Linked DNA regions of Homo sapiens: region 2 is linked to region 1. The links are chromatin contacts, found by Hi-C or POLR2A ChIA-PET in ENCODE. All regions are on one chromosome and are shown on one strand. The core of a region is the stretch at or near the end of the contact, and the rest is flanking DNA. Distances in the headings are between cores, read along the strand shown. Region 1 overlaps LOC101927609 (a long non-coding RNA gene). Region 2 overlaps LINC02889 (long intergenic non-protein coding RNA 2889).

Region 1 (4,452 bases), core at 404-2,903:
GATAAGCCTTCTGCTCACAAGAAGCTTTAGATTTAACGTGTGTGTGTGTGTGTGTGTGTGTGTGTGTGGTGGGGGGGTGCATATAAGCAAAAATACCACAATTATTATAATTCATTCAATAAACACATATTGAACATATTCTGTAGGTCAGGCACCATGATGGGTGCTGCAGATACAATAATAAATAAGTCATGGTCCTCAAGAAGCCATTGAACTATTAAAGAGTTTTGATTAGGTCCCTGGTGGCAGATGAAAAGCATTATTTTATTTATTTATTTATTTATTTATTTATTTAATTATTTATTTGAAGACTGAGTCTTACTCTGTTGCCTTGGCTGGAGTGCAGTGGCATGATCTCTGCTCACTGCAACCTCCACATCCTGGTTCAAGCGATTCTCCTGTCTCAGCCTCCTGAGTAGCTGGGATTACAGGAGTGCAACACTACACCCAGCTAATTTTTGCATTTTTAGTACAGATGGGGTTTCGCCGTGTTGGCCATGCTGGTCTCAAGCTTCTGACCTCAGGTGATCCACCCACCTCAGCCTCCCAAAGTGCTGGGATTACATGTTTGAGCTACCGCACCTGGCCAAAAAGCATTTTTAGGGGAGGTTTTTTCTTTCTCCTTGTACACGCAATGAAGTAAAGGACAATCTGAGCCTAGATAAATGAAATGGTAAACCTTGATATAAGGTAGAAGCAACAATTGTGGAGATAAAGGGATTATATAAGAGATGTATTTGTAAAAAAAAAAATGGGGGAATTGAGTAACTGATGAACATAAGTCTCAGACAGAGTGAGAGAGAGAAAATGTATGAGACCATATTTGTTCTCTTTTTAGGTGTCTGAAAATTTGTTGTGACTAACATTTTAAATGTGACAATGTCATGAAACATTTTTCTGGGGACATCAGATTTCTTTGTAGAAAGGGGACTTCCCCATTGCCAATACCTTGACTCACTTATCTGTTCCTCCTCAGATGGGGAGTGAGTGTCATCTTAAAGCAAGCAGAGGTTTGTTTTGTTTGGATATCAATCTTAAGGTCTACTTGGAGCATCCAGAATGTTTCTTAAACGATTGACCAAATTGACCAAAGATGTTACAGTTTCTGAGGTGTCCACTCAGAGTCAGCAAACACTGCACAAATAAAAAACAATCGGTAAATTATTTCCAAGGATTGGAAACAGAAATCCTCAGATGATTCACCGATGACTCAGTTTTCTGTGTATCGCTTCTACTCTACTTGTTGCCAAGGGAACTTGGGGCCTACTTCCTACCACACGACGGCTATAAAAAGTACCAGCAAAAGCCGCAGTAGAGTAACTTCTCTACTCTTTTATTAAAAATGGCTAACGGACTAAATGTCAGTTACATAAGAAAGATTTAGGTTTGTCTGTGAAGGTCATATCTACCGGTACCATGAAATACTGAGAAACCACGTTGTTACTCTTTTTATCTTTCATTTGCTTTTAACTACACTGCTTTCTTTATGCGGGGCATTTTATATAATGTACCTAACATGCCAACAGAAATTGTATGTTCTTCATAAACTCCAGACCAATGTGCTTTTGCAGTGATAGAAGTGACCTGTGAAATCTGTGTCAACCTCAGAGCCAGGGTAAGATACCGTCATCACACTGCCAGCCTGCCTGCTTCTCTGGGTCCTTGTGGCAGGGGAAGGAGATGAGACAGGGAGTAGGAGAGAGACTGACTGCTACAAAGGGACCTGTGCAGCTTCACTCTTATAGCCACTGTCTGTGTGGATCTCTTTTGACAATCATCTTTTATCAAGCAACATAAAAATATCAGTACTATTAAGTATCCATAAGAAGGCACCAATCATGAGTGGATATTTCCATATATAAAACCTAGGTTTCTTTCCTTTCAATATGTGCATTGAGTTCAATTCTCATCTGGAAACAGGGAATGAAAGCCGCTTGTATGGATAGTTGTCAGGAAGACATATACAGGATATAAGTTAAAAGCACAGACAAGCATGTTCTGTGTTTACAGGGGGCAGGAACTCTCTCAGCAAGAAGTCCTGGTACGACAAGACAGTTAAAGGCATTCCAGGAATATACTGTTTTCATTTGGCTGTGAGTCTTCCTAGAAAATGTAAAAGAAAGTTTTCCCTGTTAAGATAACACATTTTCTCTTTATGGTTTCATGAGGGCAGAAGGAAGCTCTCAGCTGTTCTTACATAAAGCCTTGTCTGAGAGGTATGGGATGCCTGATATTTTTTATGCTTAGATTTATATAACATTATAGCTCTTCTTCTCTTTGAAGAGGCAATATGGTTGAATAAGATCATAAATTTAAATTTACTATTAAAAAGTATTAAGTATTATGTGTAATACACACTGATTTTTCTAAAATGCAAGTCTGATCTTGTCATCTCTTTCTACCTTAAAATTTATTATAGGTCTCCTATTTTTTAGAACATTAAAATCCAAGCTTCTTATGGGATGCAAAGCACTTGGTGGCCTCATCTCATTGTTCTTCTTTGTACTTGAGCATCATAGAGTTAGTTACTTGTAGCTTTGAATTCGTATTATTTTTCCACACCTCTGTGACTTGGTGCATAGGCTTTAATAAGCCTGAAATGTCTTCCCTCTCTTCCTATGTGATTGATTCCTATTTATCCTCAACACAAAATTCAGATATCGCCTGCTGTCTTGAGTCTTCACTGACTTAAAAGCAGTTCTTATGTAGGACCTCTACTCCTGTTCATATTTATGATGTTGCCTTTATAATGCTATATTTTGTCTGTTTCATCCTGTGTGCCTGTATTTTTTCTTTTTTTATACTGCATAATTCCTGGGATCCAGATTCATATTTCCAAAAAAACATCATTGTATTTCCAGCATTTTACACAGTCCCTGGCATATGGTAGTTGTTTATAACTTTTTGTTAAAGATCTTCCATTTTGCACCTTATGATAATTGTTAGATAAAAATCTAAAATAATGCATCACTAGAAAATGTAACATAGTAAATAAACATTGCATATGTGTGCCTTATAATGCCATGTAGAAAAGAGTGTGCTCAAAATTCCTTATTGGATAAAGAAGCAAAAGGTCATCGTGACATAAGTCTGATGCACGTAAATTAAAGAGTTATTTGTTCAACAAAGAACAGCAATAACAAAGTCTCCCAAAATCTGATGTCAGGATTAGCTGGTGAAAAGATTAAGATGTGTTTTTTTTTTCTCTCATTGTCCCAATACCTCTCAATGGAACCAACAAATATCTGCTGCAATGTCTGTTTCTTAAAAATTACCTGTTGGGCACCATGTACACTATTCAAGTTGATGGGTAGACTAAAAGCCCAGACTTCACCACTATACAATTCATTCATGTAACCAAAAACCGCTAGTATCACAGAAGCTATTGAAATTTTAAAAAAAATTAGCCTGCTTCTTAGCCAATCACTACTGAAGTTCTGCAACAGGCCTATCAACCAAGACGTATGAGATAAATTGCTCATTCCACCTACTGTTTCTTTGTCAGGGTACTCGCAAAGCTATGGACCCAAGTCTTTGAGAAGCCCTATCACTAGGAATAAAGGATAAGCATGAATTAACAGGGACAGAAGTATACGAGAAATTTTATTTTGAAGCAAGATTTATACTACCCCACTTCTGTAAGATCTGAAGTATCAGCACTATTTGACTTGCTGCAGAGGAAATCAGAACTAGTGTGAGGACCTGTAAACTTATATCAGCAACTTGGACCTTGCCTGGCCAAAGCTGTTAGAGCAGTATGTTGAGACACCTGGAGCTACAGAAGGAGTCACGCTCACTAAAAAGATGCCAGGACATACTGAGAAAGCTAAGGCAGAAATAGCACAATTGAGTCAAGTGCTGGATTAGGGCCAGAAAATGAAGAAAAATCACGCTGAGATATAATTGGGGAATAGAAGGATCTTTGAACAAGCATCGGGAATACTAAGTAGTTTTTGAGTGGTGTGTAGACAGGTAATCTTGGAATAAAATGTTTTGTAAATAATAAAAAACACCCTCTATTTCCTCTATGGGATAAACATTTTCTTCAAAGAGAAGAAAGTAGAGAGCTTATCTGTGCCAGGAATTCTAAGGCCTCAGTGGAGTTACTGCTTGGAATTTCTACCCAATCCCCTGGTAGCAGGCCTCCTGGCCAACTCCATGGAGCCTGGGTTTTCACAAAGCTGGAGCCTTACAGAAAGCACAAGGTAAGACTGAGAAATAGAAGGCTGACTTTAAGAAAAGGAGTACAATACTCTATTGAAAGTTGTCATCTAGATGTTCTTCTACCTGAGTGTTTTCTGGACAACATCCTTGTTCATTTGGCAGTCAAGTCTCTCAAGAACGCTTAGAGGGATGATTGATGACCTGGGCTGGATCCCAATTCTGGAACAAGATGGCATATCCTCGCTTTTCTCTGTTCCTCAGTGGCCCTCTCCAGGTTGCCCAATGACA
Region 2 (4,593 bases), core at 689-3,188, 270 kb before region 1:
CAGAGAATCAAGAAACGATTATATGTAAAAATGTATTTTAATTTAGTGGGAAATCTATGATTTATTAAGTTGCATTAAACACTATCCTTCTGAAAGAAAGCAGGACCCCTGATTTCTATCTGTTCCATACCAAGAAGGGCTCCAGCTCATTTTTGAAAACACTCCAAACCCCATTTTCAAACTCCATCCACATTCTGTGGAAGCGGCCAACCCTTGGCTCTCTCTCGGACTTAATGGGTACATGCTCCTACAGCCTTGCCTGCCCTTAGAAGCGGGCCCTCACAGAGCCTATTTGGGGAGGAGTTCTGACGCTCACAGGACTTGCAGCAGAGTGTACATTGGAATGGGAATAGATAAATGGACTCAGAGAAGCCATGACCTTTAGCCCTTCAGACTGCTCTCTTCATAAAGAGGCACATGACTAGAGGAAGGCCAGATCAGACTAAAGAGTGTGGACTAGAGCAGGGCAACTCTTGCCTGGGTCTCAGTGAAGTAGTGTCACCATATTCTTTTTCCTTTTGCCATTACAAGTGCAACAACCTCTTCCTCAGCCAGAATATAGGAGTAAAGATAACTTTGAGCATAAATACAGCTGACCTAAAAAGATAATATTTATTTTTGGGCATTATAGTGGCATCACTGCTAGCCATTCCTTACTAATACATATGTGTATCTTTGTATGTGTACATATGTCTGTACATGGAAGTTCATCAACTAGTTTGTTTATCTAAATGACATGTGCCTAAATCTAAAAGGACATATGCCTGTGGGTATTTGTACACAGGGAACTACATGAAATGATGGGTGCTAAAATGTTAATGGTGATTATTTAAACGTGGTATCTCGGGGGGTGGGATATCATGTTTTTACTTTCTTTCTTAGAATTTTATGTCATTTGAGTTTTCCAAAAGATTGTTATTTAAGTAGCAAGAGAAAAAGAATGAAACCATTTCATTATAGAGGAAAACAAAAGACTAAGCCTGGAGAATGTCGGCCAGTTTCTCTCCTTGAATTGGACTTCCTTCTCCTCCCAATGATTGTGACCTCTTTTCTTCTGGTAAAGTGCAGTTTGTTCCCAGAGTTTACCTAGATTTCAACAATTTTATAGGATAGACATCATGAAGTTTTCCCCAGTTTCATTAAATGGATTGGCTAATTCATGAGAGAAGGTAACCACAATAATTAAGCTCTTAATGTGTGCTATGGATGTTAGCCTTATGCTGCGGCCATATCTGGGGCTGGTGTGTTGATAGGGTTACCTAGTGTAAAGGGTCCATGATAGTGGTCACATCCTTCTTTCAAACTGATTTCACAATGAAATGATGTGTCTAGGAAGGGAATTTAGGAATCAGTTGTGGAGATCTGGAAGAGATGTTGTAAAACCCCTAGGAAGAAAGAACATCTTCCACCTCTTCTTGCTTGGGGCCTGGACTGACCTCCCAGATGCCTGCCTTTAGCCAATATTTCTGCTTGCCAGTTATAAAAGTTGGGTAACATCTTAAAGAAGATGATAAAATAACCAAGATAACATAAACAGTAAGATAAAGTGGTATAAAATGAGCACTATAAAATGGCAAAGTAAAAGCCAAGAATTAATAACAAATGATAAACGTTAGAGAGCCAACGATGAAAACTAGAAACTGAAGATTAAAGAAAATAAAATTGAGTTTAAAAATAATAGCTTGAAGAGCAACATACAATCATAAAATACAATATGTAAATTAGCTAAGATAATAAAATTGTTAGACTAATAAATGAGGGGTTAACTGGGACCCTTTGGGGGCTACTGTGAGCAGCAACTGAGCTTCAAGCTCAGTTTTTCCTCCTAGGCTAGGAGTCTGTTGGCAGTGATTTCTGAACTTTGAGGCTCCCATATGGTTGATTTCAGGAGAGCGGAGCCCTGAGGTTTTGGCCGTGAAGGTCCCTTCTTGTATTTTCCCTATCATGTCCCCACCCATCATTTCCAGTCAGGCGGTTGACCTCCTTACCTCTGTACCTCCTCAAACATGATTGATGCAATGTTTATTTTAGCACATACTCAAATATTTGCATTTCTTTGTACTAGTTTATTTTGGTAAAGGGAAAGATTAAAATGAAACCAACTTAGCAAAAGCCCCTAAATTTTACATTTAGCCCTTATTCTCATTTTTTTAAAAAAGAAATCATTAAACACATGAGAGTCTCCTTATTTGTAAAGCCGGTTGTTTAAATCACTTCTGTGCCAGTGCCAATTCATATTGCAAAATTATAATGTTCACCTCATTTTATATATATATATATATATATATATATATATATATATATATATGAAGTACTTAAAGATCTGATTTTTCTCCACATTATCAGCTGTATAATAGGAATGGCCTACACTGCTTTGAGTCTTAAAATCTAGTTTTACCAGGGTTTTATTTCAGTCCTGTAAATAAATGAAAAACTTTTATTAAATGAAATTGATGTCATTGAGATTTAAGTAATGAACAAGCTTTTTCTTAAGTAGGTTAATCATTTTATTTAATCAACCTACAATGATTATGTCATAAGCAAAATGATTTAAATTAAACATATATCCTTGAATAAAATTTCACCTTCATTTGATTCCCATTTGACCAAATCAGTTGTAAAGTAGTCACACACTGTATATACATAGTACTACATGCATGTATTCACTATAAACAGGCAACAGATGGTAAATATATCAAAACTGACACACAAGAGTAATTGTGGTTCAGAAAGATCTTGAAATCTGGGAGAATTTGATAAGACCTCAAAGGGAGGCCTCATCAGAGGTGCTCAGTGGGAGAAAGCAATAAGGCCATTTGGAGATTTGGGCATTGACTGTTTTCTAATTCATTCATTTCAGAATTAGTGACTACTCTCCTTGAGGAAAGATTTCAGCAATATAGTCTACAAAACCTCTTCAAAAGTAATTATTCATTAAATAACAGCAACCCTAGGATTGGCTCTTAAGGATGAGCTAAAGTTATTTTAGTTTAATATTTCAGACCTAAATGAACTTCTCTCAAATAGTCCTAGCTGGTTTAAATTGGTTTTAATGTCACAGTTGTAAGGGAAGCCTCAGTATTGGTGGACCTACTGGAAGATGAGAAAACAGCAGGCATGGTGGTGCCACTGTACAGACTGCATGACAACATTATCTGGCAGAGCTCAAGAGCTGCCCTCAAAAAGCCACAGAACTCAACATACAGTGAAGGGCCACCTGCATGGCAAGGCCATTGTCACCCTTCCTATGCCATGACTTGCTTTGCGGAACCAAGTTTAAATGTATTTCAGATGCTTATGGATCAAGTATGCTTGAGAAACTATATGTATTCCTGATTCCCAAGTACTTTGGGAAATGATACTGTCAGAATCACTGTTAACTCTAAGTCCCCTCCATCACAAGTCCTGATGATGGATTGACCGAGAGGGTCTAGTTCAGCCGTTTCTTAGGACATTATTGATCTCAGACAAAACAGCAGCTTCTACAGGAAGCATTTGGCTGTATAACATAATCAAAACTACTATTTTGAACCCTGGGCTTATAATTATGTCTTTATTTCAGAGTGACCTCATTAAAATATTTGGAGGAATTTGCGTAATTACTTACAAATTTTTCTATACTCTCAAGCAGAACTGACCCTTCTTCTGGGAGTATAGGTGTTACAGATACCACCTACAACTTCTCTGCTTTGCTCAATGGATCTCAGTTTTGTCTGGTGCTTAGAAAAAATATTCATACAGGCTGGGCACAGTGGCTTACACCTGTAATCCTAGCACTTTGGGAGGCTGAGGCGGGTGGATCGTTTGAGGTCAGGAGTTCAAGACCAGCTTGACCAACAACATGGTGAAACCCCATCTCTACAAAAATACAAAAATTATCTGGGCATGATGGCAGGTGCCTGTAATCCCAGCTACTCGGGAGGCTGAGGCAAGAGAATTGCTTGAACCCAGGAGGCAGAGGCTGTGGTGAGCGGAGATCGCACCATTGCACTCTAGTCTGGGCAACAGAGCAAGACTCCGTCTCAAAAAAAAAAAAAAAAAAAAAAAAAAAGAAAAAATATTCATACAATCTCTGGTTTACTCCATTTTACTCTTATTGGCACCCCACACTTGGGAGAAATCTTTGGTTTGATGTACATACATCACAGGTGTATGTACATCTGTCTCTTCTTTGCCCAGTTCTGCCACAATGTTAAGAACAGGTATCTAGGCTTGTTTTATGTTGACTGATCTATTATCTTGCTGACTTTGCTCAGTAAGACTCTCTTAATTAGCTGTAGCCTTGAAACCTCCCACAGTCACTAAGAAACCAGAACGTTTAGGCTTCCAAGACTATAGAGATATAGTATCCGGGGAGCGAAAGGGACACTGAACACAGGAGTGCATTTGAAAAGTCCACTTTGACCCACATTTTGTAGCAGGTTTCTGCCAGGTAAGCCTTTGTACCTATTTTCTCAGCTTGAGTTCAAGGATAATGTTTAGTTTAACTCACTTTTTTTAGAAGCCTGGCCCTTTCCTGCCCTTTCACATCTCCAAGACAGCTTGCTTAAAAAAAAAAAAAAAAATCCCAGTGTATGCTCAGATCATACCAAT

Evidence for each region. Hi-C counts contacts between places; a loop is a spot of excess contacts on that map. ChIA-PET counts read pairs that join two places held with the same protein, here RNA polymerase II (POLR2A). Pooled maps may share reads with other maps.
Region 2: a loop to region 1 is called in a pooled map, with 3 times the contacts of the local background. The contact joins two enhancer-like sites. A Hi-C loop is called at or near these places in 1 of 37 single-sample maps with no recorded cell type and 6 of 50 pooled maps. POLR2A ChIA-PET finds 5 or more read pairs at or near these places in 1 of 52 experiments (OCI-LY7).

Annotation. Positions count from the first base shown.
Region 1 is chr7:17,231,417-17,235,868 of GRCh38, reverse strand. The region is part of intron 6 of LOC101927609 (a long non-coding RNA gene); the gene reads left to right. Among named protein-coding and RNA genes, the nearest start is that of AHR, 65 kb to the left of the region's middle. RefSeq lists enhancers at 998-1,257, 1,408-1,457, 563-1,762. Within about 2 kb of position 1,653, at least 15 of the 41 ENCODE cell types and tissues checked have a DNase peak (open chromatin) inside an H3K27ac peak, as active enhancers do.
Region 2 is chr7:17,503,661-17,508,253 of GRCh38, reverse strand. All of the region lies in intron 1 of LINC02889 (long intergenic non-protein coding RNA 2889), which reads left to right. Among named protein-coding and RNA genes, the nearest start is that of LINC02889, 53 kb to the left of the region's middle. Within about 2 kb of position 1,938, at least 2 of the 41 ENCODE cell types and tissues checked have a DNase peak (open chromatin) inside an H3K27ac peak, as active enhancers do.